Linked DNA regions of Mus musculus: region 2 is linked to region 1. A link is a loop called in an ENCODE intact Hi-C map of the cell type or tissue named here. Cell type or tissue: gastrocnemius. All regions are shown on one strand.

The links. A loop is a pair of places that touch in the nucleus more often than their neighbours do. Peaks named below come from ENCODE experiments on the same cell type or tissue, not always from the same donor. Only the 100,000 strongest peaks of a DNase experiment are listed, where the experiment ranks them.
Region 2: it touches region 1 in a loop (2.1-fold over the local background); 7 of 42 quality-filtered maps call a loop at or near these places.

The regions. Positions count from the first base shown.
Region 1 is chr5:140,194,389-140,202,388 of GRCm38, reverse strand. The region is part of intron 10 of Mad1l1 (MAD1 mitotic arrest deficient 1-like 1); the gene reads left to right. Among named protein-coding and RNA genes, the nearest start is that of Gm16120, 9.6 kb to the left of the region's middle. In gastrocnemius, a CTCF peak has its summit at 4,517; a DNase peak (open chromatin) is centred at 4,516.
Region 2 is chr5:140,401,719-140,409,718 of GRCm38, reverse strand. Gm30550 (a long non-coding RNA gene) reads right to left here and starts at 3,322. Exons shown (of 3, transcript XR_377166.3): 1 at 3,253-3,322; 2 at 2,572-2,763. In gastrocnemius, no CTCF peak of the experiment used is centred here; no DNase peak of the experiment used is centred here.

The sequences.
Region 1 (8,000 bases):
TTTCAAAGCTCTATTGGCAGACCCTTCCCCAACTCCCTGTCTTACTGTCTGAGAGCATCTGACATCATGATGGTCACTGGAAAAAACGCTCACTGACCACTACAATCTGACTCCCTGTGGCTTTGTTAGGGCTTGCCCTAATTACATGGGTGAGTATTTCCTGGGTTTAGGGATAGGGCCCGGTGCAGACTATAGGGCTAATTTATTGGCCTGTCATCTATTTACTTATCATTTATTGTCCCTGTCATCTATTTCTGGGGCCATAACTCTGTCTCTGGAAGGTCCCTGTTAATTCTTCACTCACTGGACAAGCAGATTTCTGTAATTTTCTTTCAGTTTTTAGAGACTCCCTGGTGGGCTGGGAGGAAGCATGGACATGCTGACCCCTTCTTGCCCAGTGCACATGGTGTAGGGACTGAAGGTGACTGCTCAGATGCCTCCGGTTTGGGGATCCACATTTTGCACATTTCCTCTTAACATAGAGGTAGCGATTGGGAACCTATAGGCACCTGGTGGCTTAGTTCCTGACCTGAGATGTTTTAGGTCAGTGCTGCAGGCTATGCCAGGCATTGTGCCCAGCAGCCAGGAGGGGCAAGCATCTTCTAGTTTTCCTGGTGCACACACAGTGGCTTCGCAGAGGTGACTCAGCGGCTTAGGTCTGCATTGACTCATCCGCAAACTTCAAGGTTGGAAATCATTTGTGTTAGCAGGTTTTGATCTGTGTTCCTCAGCCCTCCAAGGATAAAGAGGTGCTGTAGGTTTGAAGAAAAATTTACTAATTTTTTTTTAGCTTCATGAAAGAGATGAATTACAAAAAATTCACCGTGTACATGGAAATTCCATTATAATCTGTAGGAGACGACCGCTATTGGTACGCGTCAGACTGCTTTGGGCTGTCACCACAAAGGCTCTGAAGTGTCTGTGTGACACCTCTCCTCAAGTGTTACTGAATTGGGGTTCTATTGGTGTGTTTGGGCTTGTCACAGTTGTGCTCTAGTTAGGGCTCCTAATTTGCAAGCTTGTCTTTCCTCAGGGGCCTGCAGCCAGGTGGCTGAGGTTGCAGTGCTGGCAGATGTGCGAGTGAGGAGGGGCTGTCTTTCTGCTTGGCATCTGCTCCTGAGAGTCTCCTCTAATGTCCCTCACCTCATCACAAGTGCCCTCCCCTCCCTGGCCAGGCTCCTCCCAACACTGGCATGTTGGTGATTAGGGCTTCACACTGATCCTCAGTTCTCACAGAGATGTCACCTACTTCAGAAATGCCCTTGGCCATGGAGCCCTAGATGTCCTAGAGCTAGCTCTGTAGTCCAGGCTGGCCTCAAACTCACAGAGATCTGCCTGCCTCTGCCTTTGGGGAATTAACAGCATGTGCCTTCATGCCAGCTTTATATTTTATTGCTTAGACAAGATATCATGTAGCTCAGGCCCACCTTGAATTTGCTACATAGCCAAGAATGATCTTGAATTCTGATCTTCTGTCTCTACCTCCTAAGTGCTAGGATCACGGGTGTATACTACTACACCTGTTTATGCAGTGCCAGGGAACTGCAGGCTAGGCGAGCGAGCATTCTGTCAATGGTGCTGCAGCACCAGCCCTCAGAGGTTTTCAGTGTTTTGTTTTTTAATTTATTTTTTTTTCATTAGGTATTTTCTTCATTTACATTTCAAATGCTATCCGGAAAGTCCCCTATACCCTCCCCCCCCCACCCCCCTACCCACCCACTCCCACTTCTTGGCCCTGGTGTTCCCCTGTACTGAGGCATATAAAGTTTGCAAGACCAAGGGGCCTCTCTTCCCAATGATGGCCGTCTAGGCCATCTTCTGCTACATATTGTTTTGGTTTTAAACATAGAACCTGGGCTTGGCCATGACCGTAGAGACACATGAACACACTGTCTCTGCACCACCTGGCGCTCCAGCACTGGTTTCTATGTGGTGTGGTGAATGCCCTGCAGAACTCACACTTGTGGGGGTTTTGGTTTTCGTTTTTTCCTTCCAGACAGAGTTTCTCTGTGTAATATCCCCCATCCCTGGCTATCCCAGAACTTGCTTTGTAGACCAGGCTGGCTTTAAACTCACAGAGATCCGCCTGCTCTTGCCTCGCAAGCACTGGGATGAAAGGCGTGTGACACCACTGCCCAGCTGTACTTGTGATTTTGAATGAGCGACTTTATTAAGTATATAACAAGTGACTGGACAAGTGACAGATACATGACCCATCCCTAGGGAACAAACATGTAGTTGGGTGTGCACACCGTCCAGCAGACACCACAGCTGGCAGTTTCCATTGAGTTTTCTCTTCCTGGCTGACCTTTGGCTTCTCTTTCTCACTGAAGGCATTTTTATATCACAGGATAAACACTGGTAACCTCTGTTGGCAATGGTTCCAGCCATTTCAATAGTATGACATTTTTACTCTTAGACTGTTTAGCTGTCACAAAGTTAGGTGGGCCAGCGCAGACAAGAGGCCTCAGAGGATACTCATAGACAGACATGCCTGGTCTGACATGGAGCAGGAGGACTCAGTCAGTTGTTAGAGCCAGCTTCTCAATGAGCTCTACAGCATGCGACAACTCACTGTATATGGACACACCGTGACTTGGCCGCGGCTTCTTTCTCGGATGGGCACCGAGCTCTTCCTTAGAGCTGCTCTATGGTAGCACAGTGTTTGGGACCCCACAGCATCTGTTGATACAGGTATGCTTTCTTGCTGCATGAGTGTGGGTGCTGGGCTCAAACTGGGGAAGGCAGGCCTCAGGGCTGGAAATGCTAGGTCAGACAAGGAAGAGCTGGAAGGAGCATTCATTGTCTTGGAGAAGTTTGTTAAAATGTCTCCTGCCGCTTTGCAGTATCTCTTGGCCAGGCCTGGTTCCTTGAAAGTGTATATTCTTAGTCCTGTGTTTCTGATGAAGCTAACATGAAAGTGAGCGGCAGTGTCCCGCCACATCCAAAGATGGCTTTCAAAGGCCTGAACTCATTCTCTCAGCAGATGCTGCCTCAGAAAGGCAGCGATCGATAAACACGCTCAGCTTCTCCTTGAAGCACCAAGAGCTTCGCTCTGAAGCCCCAGAGGTTCGTGGAAATGCCGCTGCCCTCAGAGTTCAGCACGCTGTGGAGCAAGAACTTTAATTTTTTATGAGCTTTCTCTTCTCTTCCTTGGAAGAAAGGCTGGAGTTGAATGGAGAGAACCTCCCTGGGGGCCAGGGGGGAGGACAAGAGAGAGAGACAACAACCCCAAGAGATGATGGGGATCCGTGTTAGAATGAAGTTGCTCAAATTCTTCCAGCTGTTGAGGCTCTCATAGGGCCTGTAGACCCAGTAGGAGAAGTCCCCATTTCAATTTGAGATCCATGTTAACTTGATGGTTCCTGTATCTCTGCATCCTGTGTGCCTGGTTGTCTAGGCCTATCTGGTAGGTGAGACTTGAGAAGCCTGGCCGAGAGTGTTGAGAGCCTCTTTTGGACATGGTACTGCGGCCCTGTTTTAGGTGGTGCTTTATCTATCTGCAGGCCCTTGTCCCCTCCATGGGATGCCCCCACCTCCTTTGGAGCTTGCCAGTCTGTTTCCTCCATGGAACTCCTGGATGGAGAATACCCACCTGTTCCCACACAGCTTCCCATTTCTAAGCAGGACCCAGGATTTCTAGAGCTTTGCCCCTTCACTACTGTCTGGCTTCTGCTCACATCTGTAGTCCAAGGCCCATCTAGACAGCTTTTGTGTCCCCTCTCTCTTCCTCCTGAGGTTTTTTCCTTCTTGTTCCCGTTCCTTTGTTCTTCACTGCCTCCTGGCAAAGGACTCTGAGTCTCCTAGCCAACTCCTATTTCCACACAGTGTGAGTGAGTGTGCCCTGGATATAAGAGTGTTTAGCCTTTCATCCCCTAAGTGTCCCACACATCTATCTTCTCTTGTGCCTGTGGGGAAGAGTCCCTTCAGGATCTTAGGGATCTAACCCAAGATACCAAATTCTCTTCTTTTACTTCATGCTTTCTGCCTCACCATGGACTAAATCATTCCTTTCTTCACTGTTTTTTTTTGTTTTTGTTTTTTCCTTTGCCATGGCCAGTTAGGCAGCAGTACCTCAGCTCTGGAGAGCTTGGACCTGTAGTCCATGTTTGCCATACCAGCTGACATCTAGTTAGCCTGCTGCAGGTACCAGAGGATGTGCAGGACCCTGTGCTTGCCTGGCTCACCTGCAGGCTTCCCATCTGCTTCCTTCCACACACCCTTCCTCCTGCACACCATCTACTCAGGTCTGTGATGTCTATTGTACTTAAAATACCAGCCCCTGCAGGCAACCCCACCCAGTGCTTTCTCCTCACTCAGAGACCAGTATGTATCCTGAAATCTCAGAAGGTATTTGCTGCGGCCTGTTTGCTTTATGTGAGCTGTTCCTTCCCCTGCAGTCACCTGGTTGGTGATTTATGCCTGTTTTGCAGCCAGGAGGAACTCAGCCTGTTGATCATTGTGCTCAGGGCTTCACTGAAGCTCTGCAAATGATGCTCCGGAGCGCCCTCTCTCTGCTTTGCTCTGAACTGCAATTTATAGTCTAACCTTGTCCTGTTGGAAACCTGGGAACCTATTCTGTCTGGGAACTGACCTTGGGATCTGCTGTGGCCTGCAATCCTGCCTGTTGTCTGGCATCTTCTATAGACCAGGCATTCCTCGATATCTGCTTCTGGCCTCCACAGTGGATGAAATGTGTTTTGTTCTTAAGCGAGAGGATGGGGGGGCTGGTGAGATGGCTCAGTGGGTAAGAGCACCCGACTGCTCTTCCGAAGGTCCAGAGTTCAAATCCCAGCAACCACATGGTGGCTCACAACCATCCTTAACAAGATCTGACTCCTCTTCTGGTGTGTCTGAAGACAGCTACAGTGTACTTACATATAATAAATAAATAAATCTTTTAAAAAAAGAGAGAGAGAGAGGATGGGGACTGAGAAGATGACTCACCGAGTAAAACACCTGCTACACAAGCATTTGGACCTAAATTCAGGTCTCCATAACCCTCATAGAGCTGGGCACAGTGCTGTGTTTCTATTAGACAGAGGCAGGCAGATTTCAGGGGCTCACTTGCTAGCTAGCCTGGTCAAAACACTGAGCCACAGGTTCAGTGAGAGGCCCTGTCTCAAAAGATAAAATGAATAAAGTGGAGAGATTGAGAAGGCATTCTGACATGGATCTCTGGCCTGCACTGGTGAGCACAGACAGTCCATATGAAGGAGAGGAGCGTGTAAGAATGAGTGATTGATGTAGACCAGGGGTAGTGCCTATCTAGCAAGCACAAGTCCTTGCATTAGATACCTAATATTCCTGAGGGGACTCTTTTTTTCTTGGGAAGGGATAAAAAGTTTTCTTTATAATCTGAAATATTATAACTCAGGCCTCCTAGATACCCTTAAGACTCCACCCTCTCCTGTGGTGCCATAGCACAAGCATCTCCCTCCGTCTGCCGTATGTGTAGCATTCCACATTGTTACCTAGGTGCAAGGCTGGCCTGTGTACCTGTGGCACTGCCTTCCTTAGGTAGCAGAGCCTAGCTTCAGAGTGAAGGTTGGGTAGCTGGCTTAGGCCAAGTGGTGATTTCCTGCTATCCAGTCTTGCTGCCTGGTTCTGTTCCGCTGAGCCCTGGTCTTCAGTATCCCAGCAAAGTGGCTGTTATGGCATGGCCTTGGGCTTGTTTGCATCTGGGCCAGGTGGATAGGGTAAGGGGAATGCTGCCTCTAAATTCCACTCTTGGGTTTGGCAGTCTTCCTGCAAGGCTCTCCTGAACTCCCTGCTGAGGACAGTTTATCTGAGTGATCCCAAACCCCCAATCCCACCCTGCGTGTATGTGTCACCTGAGAAGCTGCCTTGCCATGTCTGTCTCTCTGTACTTGGTTCGTAAGTAGCAGAGCAAATGCTGCCATTCTAATTAAATTACCCACTTTGGAGCAGTGATTTAAGGTGCTTGTGAACCTCCCCACCTGAATTCAACGATTCAAGAGTCGATTTCACAGTTCTTGATTATTAAATTGGTCTATGAATAGTTTTCAATTGAACTGGAACTCAAAATAGCCACTTTCTATGTCTGTTTCCCGTGAATATTTGCTCTTGCCTGATATTTGGGGTTGTGATGCACCTAGGGTGCAACTGGCAGTCAGCTGCTTCTCAGTGGGGCCAAGGGACAGTGCAAGACACCCTGAGATTACAGGATTGAAGCCCACCACTGTCCCTGATGTCACAAGGTTGGCTCTGTTTTCTGTGGTCATGCTGGTGGCCAGAGCAGGGTTCCCTGTGACACTTCACAGGACTAGGAGTATCGCAGTCCCCTGCTGAAGCATCATAAATGTTTGACTCTCATTCACTTTCAAATTACACTTTAGCTGTTTAAATGATTTTACTGAGTTATAATTTACAAAACCCTGTATTCACTCAGATGTGAAATAGACATATTTGCAGGGGTGTCTGCCTGACAAAAGTGTTATCTGCCACCCTTGTGAATTCAGATTTTCTTGAAATTGTGTAATCAAAGCAAACAAAAATAATTGGATGCAGAAGTAATCTGAGCTGCAGGTGTCTCTTGCAGGCCCCGCCCCAGATTGTACATTTTCAAAGTAGCTTCAGTGTTCTGGTCATGGTTACTTTGCCTGATGCCCTGCTTGTGTGTGTGTGTGTGTGTGTCTGTGTCTGCCTGCCTGCCTGTCTGTCTGTCTGTCTGTGCATGATTGGCCTGAGACATAATCAAGTAGTCTAGAGAGCTGGCCAACAAGTTTGCAGGATCTGTCTGCCTATCTCTGCTTCATATCTTTCTTAACATCACTGGGCTTACAGGTATGTCCTGCCATGCCCAGCTTATTGATCTGTGATCCAGCTGAGGATCCAAACTCAGATGTACATGTTTGAAAGGCAAATGCTTTATCCACTGAACTGTCTCCCTAGCCCCATGCCTCGGTTTGCGAGAGCTTTTGGCATCTCCTCTGGGAAGAGGTCTGTGACTGACAGTGCACACTCTGTGCTCCTGCAGTGGCCATCTTGGTTGGGGGGTTGGTCGGCCCTTCCCCCGCTGCTCCTATCATCTGACCTGTTTCTTTCTGCTGCTATGGCCCAGTGCACGTGTGACAGGGCACCCTGTGGGTATTTGATGAGATCCTTGCCCTTGCTTTTTGTGCTTTGCCAGGTTCTCTGTAAGACCAGTGACAACAGAGGCTGCACTGGGCCTAGAGGGCTGTCACTGTGGGACTAGAGGGGTGGTAGCAAGGGTACTTTCTGATGGTCTTTGCTCAGCCTGGGAGTGACCAGTGGCCCTTAGAAGCCTTAGTCCAGAGGTCTGGGCCTCTGATGTTGGCAGAGACAATTGATTAAATTGTGAAGTTGTTGGAATGTCATAGGGAAGGAAGTAGCCAAACCAAAGAGGCCACAGGGACGCAGTAGGAAAGCAGATATTGTAAAGGGAAGCCAGGCTTGGTGGCACAACCTGTAACCCTGTATTTTGGGGGAATACTCAAATAGGAGATTAAAAGCTCAGGTTCAGCTCTGGAGGCTTAGTGAGATCCTGTCTTAAAGTATAAAATAAGAAGAGGGCTTGGAATGTAGCTTAGTGGCAGAGCACTTATTTAAGACTGTTCCAGTGAGGGTCTGGGAGTGTGGCTCAGTGGTAGAGCACCTGCCTAGCAGGTGAGGGGCTGGGGGCGTGGTTCAGTGGGAGAGTCCCTGCCTAGAATCTCCAGAGAGAGGCTGACAGCCCTCCCTGCTCAGTGACAGAGGTCTTGATTAGTATGCCTGAGGCTTTGGCTTTAATCCTTTATACTGCAAAAACACATCCATACATGTATAAATAGGGAAAGGGAAAGTAGAGGAGGTCAGATGCCATTGTCTGGGTATGTTCTGACATCTGTTATCACATGGCAGGCCTAGTACCCAGTGTGAGCCAGGACTTTCTCCTTCAGAAACTCTGCAGGCCCAGTGCTTGCTGCGGGGGCTGTTCTCCACACCCGCCCTGTGCTGCACATCTGTGCAGACTGTGA
Region 2 (8,000 bases), 210 kb before region 1:
TGGCTGAACATCAGTGCACATGTAACAAAAATTACTATGAAAAATTTCAAAAGAAAGAATTATGTGGTAGCTGGGCGGTGGTGGCACACGCCTTTAATCCCAGCATTCGGGAGGCAGAGGCAGACAGATTTCTGAGTTCAAGGCCAGCCTGGTCTACAGACTGAGCACAAAGAAACCCTGTCTCGAAAAAACTAAATAAATAAATAAATAAATAAACAAACAAACAAAAATAATAATCATTTGCCCGGCAGTGGTGGTGCACACCTTTAATTCCAGCACTTGGGAGGCAGAGGCAGGCAGATTTCTGAGTTTGAGGCCAGCCTGGTCTACAGAGTGAGTTCCAGAACAGCCAGAGCTACACACAGAGAATCCCTGTCTCAAACAAACAAACAAACAAACAAACAAACAAACAAAGTGAATTCCAGGACAGCCAGGGCTATACAGAGAAACCCTGTCTCGAAAAAAACCAAAAAAGCAAAAACAAAAACAAACAAACAAAAAAAGAATTATGTGGTCAAGTAGAGAGACAAGTTGCACCCAACACCTTAGTGTTTTTAATATTTTATTATTAGTGTGTGTGTGTGTGTGTGTGTGTGTGTGAGAGAGAGAGAGAGAGAGAGAGAGAGAGAGAGCAAGAGAGCAAATAAGTATTTGCCTACATGTATGTATGTGCATCATTTAAGTGCTATAACCCTAGGAGCCAGAAGAGGGCACTATCCTTGTTGGAGTTACATAGTTTGTTAGGAATTGTACCTGAGTCCTCTGCAAGAGTGGCCAGTGCTCTTAACTATAGAGCCATCTCTCCAGCACAAGGCAAGGATAAACAATAAAAGAGGTCCTTATCATAAAGACCTATTGTTGACAATGTTGTAACAGCATTGTGATGAGAATAAACTGTTGCCCCAGGACCCTGGGAATAGTAAGTCCCTCTGGTCTGCCTCAGGTAGAGTTAGTAACTATAAGGTGCAAAGTTGCTGCCTGGGAAATGCAAAATTCTGGAAGTAGGCCTCCAGAACACAGTGGCTGTGACTTATGATACCATTTGCATAAAACTGTTTAAAATGTGGTCATGGTTCAGTATGTAGAGCAACTGTCTCGAATCCCTCAGTGAGGGGTTGGGGTCATTCCTTAGTCTCAGTGAAGGGTTATCTACATTGGGTTGGCCTATGGTGTACTGGCTTAATTAAATTCACTGCTGTAAATAGGCCCAGTCCACTGTGGGTGGCACCATTTCCTAGGCAGGGCCTGATCATGAGAAATCCAGTGGAGCACAAACAAGCACATGAACATGCAATCATTCATTCATCCTCTTCTGAAGGGGGTGAACATGCAATCATTCATTCATCCTCTTCTGACTGGGGGTGAACATGTAATCATTCATTCATCCTCTTCTGAAGGGGGTGAACATGCAATCATTCATTCATCCTCTTCTGACTGGGAGTGAACATGTAATCATTCATTCATCCTCTTCTGACTGGGGGTGAACATGCAGTCATTCATTCATCCTCTTCTGACTGAGGGTGAACATGCAGTCATTCATTCATCCTCTTCTGACTGAGGGTGAACATGCAATCATTCATTCATCCTCTTCTGACTGGGGGTGAACATGCAATCATTCATTCATCCTCTTCTGACTGGGGGTGAACATGCAATCATTCATTCATCCTCTTCTGACTGGGGGTGAACATGCAATCATTCATTCATCCTCTTCTGACTGGGGGTGAACATGCAATCATTCATTCATCCTCTTCTGACTGGGGGTGAACATGCAGTCATTCATTCATCCTCTTCTGACTGAGGGTGAACATGCAATCATTCATTCATCCTCTTCTGACTGGGGGTGAACATGCAATCATTCATTCATCCTCTTCTGACTGGGGGTGAACATGCAATCATTCATTCATCCTCTTCTGACTGGGGGTGAACATGCAATCATTCATTCATCCTCTTCTGACTGGGGGTGAACATGCAATCATTCATTCATCCTCTTCTGACTGGGGGTGAACATGCAATCATTCATTCATCCTCTTCTGACTGGGGAATGTGGTAAGAACAGCTATTCAAATTTTCTCTTGCTTTGACTCTCCTGCTATAACTTGGGCTAGAACCTGGAACTGTGAGCTAAACCAAACTAAATTGCCTAAGTTGCTGTGGTGGTTTGAATAAGATGTACTTCAATAGGTTCAAATATTTGAATACTTGGTTCCCAGTATTTTAATTTTCTCTTTTGTGTATGGGTGTTTTGCATGCATCTTTGAGCACCATGTCTATTCAGTGTCCACAGAAGCCAGCAGAGGGTGTTGGATCCCCTGGAACTGGAATTCCAGGCAGTCGTGGAGCATCATATAGGTGTGGGGGGAGTCAAGCTCAGATCCTCTTAAAAGAGTAGCCAATGCCCTTTCTCAATGAGACATTTCTCCAGCCCTATCTACCAATCAATCAGTACTCACTGAGGGTCAGATCTGTCCATGTGGCTGGTGTGGTAGAAGGAGAAACCTCTCTACTCTCAGGGTTGATAACTGAGTCTCTGAAACAATTGACAGCTGGTAGGATAAAAGAAGGTAAACTTACCATGTGGCATCCTTGTATGTGACCCGAGAAGGCAGAGGAAATTATGCAAACAGCCAACGAACTCCAGCAGCCCTTTCCACAGATCGAGGCCAGTGCAGACAGCTTGACTTAGGAGGAAGGGGCCGTGGAGACCAGTGTCCCTGGCCTTGGAGCTGTCTCCTGGCTTCATTTCCAGTCAATCAGCTAATTTTCCTGGAGGCAATGGGGAGGCATAAAGATCCTATGTTCTTTGGCCAGTAATGGAAATTCACAGAAGATTTTTTTTTTTTTGCATTTCCTGTTTTTCAGCAGTAGCTCCCCACCCCCACGTAGGGAGAACCATTGAAGTAAAGCTGGACCCTTGCACCTGACTGCCGAAAATCAGAGTGAGGAGTCAGAGAAGGAATGTTTTCCAGCTGAGATCGGGCTTGTAGCGGGAGATGGTTCCATAAAGAAGAGTACATACCCAAGAAATGAGTGCCACCACTCCCAGAACACAGCTCAATCAAGTCTCTTGATCCTGATTCCATAGGATTCTGTGGCTTTCTAAGCTACCCTGCTCCAAGGATGCTTGTGGTTTACAAGACTTAAAGTAAAGTCGGGAGGTTGGGGACAGAGCTCAGCTGGTAAAACAGCTTGCCTAGTATGCAGTAAGGGCCTGGGGTTCATCTCCAGAGCCCCCAACTGTGTGGTGATACACACCTGTAATTCCAGCACTTGGAAACAGAAGCAGGAAGATCAGGAATTCAAGGTTATCCCTGTTGTGGGATATTCACCAGAGAAGGCTGGTCAGACGTGGTTTAAGCCAATAGAAAGTCTTTATTAGCCTGATGGTGACTACACTGGGTGTTTGTGATCCCTCCCTGTGTAGCCCAGTGCCTTTCTCAAGATAAGCTTTTAAGCACAAAAGCCATATTCTGGGTTGACATACTTCAGTTAACAAGAACAGTTAGCTAGAAGCAGAATTACAGAAGCCAAAAAAGAAGGTTAGTGCATTTAGAGACTTTCCCAGAACAATGCACTCTGATGGATTAGGTCTTTGTTTTTGTTTTGGCTGCTGGTTCTGTTTCTGTGCTGAGTTTTATAGCTTGAATGGTATTTCCATTATGGAGTCAGTTGTGCTAAGGTCTGGGGCCTACTAAAGTCTGGAGCCCTGTTATAATCCCAAACTAGGTAGGGAGTTTGTGGGTAGCTTGGGAAACATGAAAACCTGTGTTGAGAAAATAGAAGGGCTGGAGCATAACTAACTTTTTCAATCCTTTTTTTTTTTTTTTTCTTAAATTTTTTGAGACAGGGTTTTTCTGTGTTCCCCTGGCTGTCCTGGAACTCACTCTTGTAGACCAGGCTGGCCTCGAACTCAGAAATTCACCTCTCTGCCTCCCAAGTGCTGGGATTAAAGGCGTGCGCCACCACGCTCGGCCCTTATTTTTTTTAAAGATTTATTTATTTATTATATGTAAGTACATTGTAGCTGTCTTCAGACACTCCAGAAGAGGGAGTCAGATCTCGTTAAGGATGGTTGTGAGCCACCATGTGGTTGCTGGGATTTGAACTCTGGACCTTCGGAAGAGCAGTCGGGTGCTCTAACCCACTGAGCCATCTCACCAGCCCCAATCCCTATTTTTAATGAAGGTTTTTAAATGCTTTAACCTCCCTTTTAGCCCATCACCCACCAGAAGTAGTGGAGAAGAAAGGATACAGGGGAGAAAGGCTCTTTGGAGTAACTCCCATCTGTGTTGTCTGGAAATCATTAGTTCAGTTCACAGGTTAACAGTGGCAGCTTGATCCGCTCATAAACATTTCACTGATACACCAGCAGTCCAGTTCAGTAGAGTCGGGTTAGCAAACACTAATCAATAGCAGGCCTCAGCCTCAGCTCAAATCAGTCTGAGGGACTAGGGTCAGCAGGAAGGCCAGAAGTCTCGGCTATGCCTCTCTCAGCAAAGCAAAGATCAGCGAAGACACAAGATCAACGATCATTGCACAGCTAGCTCTCTAAGCAAGCCTAGTTCAGCCTCTGTCACTGTTCACCCGAGTCCTTTTTATACTCCCTCTAAACATCATGCATTCCCCACGGGTCTTGCCTCATAACATGCTTTTGTCTCAGCTGACATCACTGCCAATCAGCCTGAGTCCAGGGAAGCAGCAAGAAACTGCAGCACACCACTAGAAGTTTTTTGGTGCATTTCTCCCTATGGCATTCCAACAAGTGGCGCTCAACAACGCAGCGTAAGATAGACCAATGCGTGCGTGTTCTTAGCAAAGAATCCTTCATCACGGGTCCTGCCGTGTGCTTGCTTTGGCAGAACATCTTTCCTCTGTGTCTGCTTCAGCTAAAGGTTCCTCCACGAGTCTGCCTTGTCATTCACCTGCGTCCACTTCAGGAAAGCACTCCTTCGTGTGTTTGTCCCAGCAAAACACCATCCAAACAACTTTGTAAAGAACCCTTCAGTTTCCACTTCACTGGAGCAACGTCTCCGTGGTTAAAAGCACTGTTACCCTTGCAGAGGATCCAGATTCGATTCCTAGCACCTTCATGGTGTCTCACAACTGTCTGTAACTCCAGTTCTAATAGATCTGACACCCTCTTTTGACCCCTTGACACAACACACACATGTTAGTGGACATACATCCATGCAGGCGAAAACACTCATACACATAAAAATAAATGAATCTAAAATAATTTTTAGAAAGATCAAAGTTTAAATTCGGGGAAAAGAAATGTATGAAGTCGTTTATTTCTCTTCCCTGAGTATTTGAGGTGGAGAGGGGATGGGAACGAGTCTGGATTCGGATGTGTCTGTAAATGCAACCACAGGTTGGTTCAAGGGATTTCTTTTCTTTTCTTTTCTTTTTAAAATTAGTTTTTAACAGAGGGTCAGTATATTTGTTTATGCAGTTATGGAAAGTGCTGGATAGCTGAGCATTGAGTTATGCCAATATGTTTTTTTTCTCATGTTAAATGAGGTCTTATGGCTGCATCACCAAAAGCCCACTCTAGCACAGGTGACAGAGAACACAGGTGACAGAGACCTCATGAAAGCTGCGAACCTGGAGCTACCTAGAGAAGCTGTAGGCAGCTGATAAGTTGGAGGGTGTTTATAGAGCTTAGAGCTTGGGGAAGGGGAGTTGTGAGTCTAATGAGTTTCAGGGACTTCCTAAAGTTAGGGAGTTGTGTGTTTCTGGAATCTTAAAGAGCTTTGCTGCAGGATAAAATAAATGTTCCACTCCCTCATTGGAGCACTGAGTCTTTTTGTTTGTTTGGTTTGGTTTTTGAGACAGGATTTTTCTGTGTATCCTTGACTGTCCTGGAACAATCTCTCTCTCACTCACAGAGATCTCTGTCTCTGCCTCCTAAGTGCTGAGTTTAAAGGCACGCACCACCATTAATTGGCGTTTTACCTGAATATATCTGTGTGAGGGAGTCAGATGCCCTGGAACTGGAGTTATAGACAGTTGTGAACTGCCATGGGGGTGCTGGGAATTGAACCTGGATCCCTGGGTCCTCTGGAAGAGCAACCAGTGCTCTTAACCCCTAAGCCATCTCTCCAGGCCAGGGTAAAGTCTTAAGGAGCTGTTTCATCTCAGAGGAAATTGCTACATAGTGGTGGGGTTGTGACCTTTCAATGTGTTGGTGCTTCCTGACTCTCAGCAGGAATCCTAAGCTAGACTTCAGGGTAATTGAAATTCCCTGTCTCTTCCTGTGTCTCTCTGATTTTTTCTATCTTTTACCTCCTTTGCTCTGTATTAAAGGTGTGTTCTTGGTGGAGGAGAAAATGGGAGGGATAAACTATTATAAAGGATTTACCAATAAACTTGCTTGGGAAATATAAAATTACCCAAAAGTGGAATTTAGCCAAGGAGGGTATGTCTCTGATGGACATTCCAAAGGAGAGACTGTGGCTTACAGTGGCCCATTAGACTCTCTGTCACTTATCAGAAACAACATAATTCAGCCAGGCAGGCAGAGTGACCTCAGTTAACAATAATACCAGTTCACAATAACTGGGACAATAGCTTTGCTATGTAAATCTCTCATTTGTCCAGAATTGGCCAACCTCACAGTTTCTGTTTTACTGCTTAACAAGTGTGACTTGGCACTGGGCCCTAAAGGAAATTTACAGGTGACAGTTTATGTGGAATGTCCTAGCTCAAAATTTATATAAGCTGCAAAACATTTCTGTGCAGGGCTGGCTGCTCTTTGGGTGTTAAACAGACCCGGATGTGTGTTACTATGAAAAGGCTTCTCTCCTTTTTGTGACCCCCAAGTCCTTAGAGTGAAATCTCACTGGGGAGGGTGAGACTTAACCTGCCTGAGTGGCCACTCAGGCAGAAGGGACACAGGAAGCAGATGAAGCAAACACTCTCTAGCTGTGAGAAGCTGGTTGAATGCTAGTGTGCTGAGTAGGTTTCTGTCAACTTGACAGCAAGAACAGCGAAGAAGGCATCGCCATTGAGGAGCTGCCACCATCAGATTGGCGTGGGGGTATTCTCTTGATTGCTAATGGATGTAGGAGGACCAATCCACTGTGGACAGTGCCACCCCTGAGCAGATGGGCCTAGGCTATCTATGAAAGATAGCTGAGCAAGCCAGGAGGAGCAAGCTAGTAGGCATCGTCCCTCCATGGTCTCTGATTAGTTCCAGCCTCTGGGTTGCTGGGTTGGTGAAGAACTGCAATCTGGAAGTAGAATAACGCCTTTCCTCCCTGAACTGTTTTAGGTCCTGGTCTTTGTAATAGAAAAAGAACTAGGGTAGCCCAGGAATCAGATGTGTTGGCTTGGAGAGGTGGCTCAGCTCTTACAGAGGAAGACACACGTTTAGTTCCCAGCATCCAAACAAAGACAGTTCACACCTACCTACCTGTACCTCCAGCTGCAGGGGGCTCACCTGCACTCATGTGCACAAATCCAAACCCAGGTGTGTAAGGAAAAATAAAATAAATCTTTAAGAAAAAATATTCAAGCTGGGCATGGTGGCGCACACCTTTAATCCCAGCACTCGGAAGGCAGAGGCAGGCGGATTTCTGAGTTCGAGGCCAGCCTGGTCTACAAAGTGAGCTCCAGGACAGCCAGGGCTATACAGAGAAACCCTATCTCGAAAACAACAACAACAACAAAACAAACAAACAAACAAAAACAAAAAAATCATTTTAAAAACAAAAACAAAACCAGGGACCAGTATATGAGAGCTGAATTAAAAAGAAAGAAAGAAAAAAAGAAAGAAAGAAAGAAAGAAAGGAAGGAAGGAAGAAAGAGAAAGAGAAAGAGAAAGAGAAAGAGAAAGAGAAAGAGAAAGAGAAAGAGAAAGAGAAGGAGAAAGAGAAAGAGAAAGAGAAAGAGTATAGGGACTCAAATTAACATAAGAATACAAGCATAAAATCCTGGAGTCCTCCATGCTAATGAGAGATAGGCCCCAAATGTTCAGCTTCCCACAAAAGGTGTTTAATCCC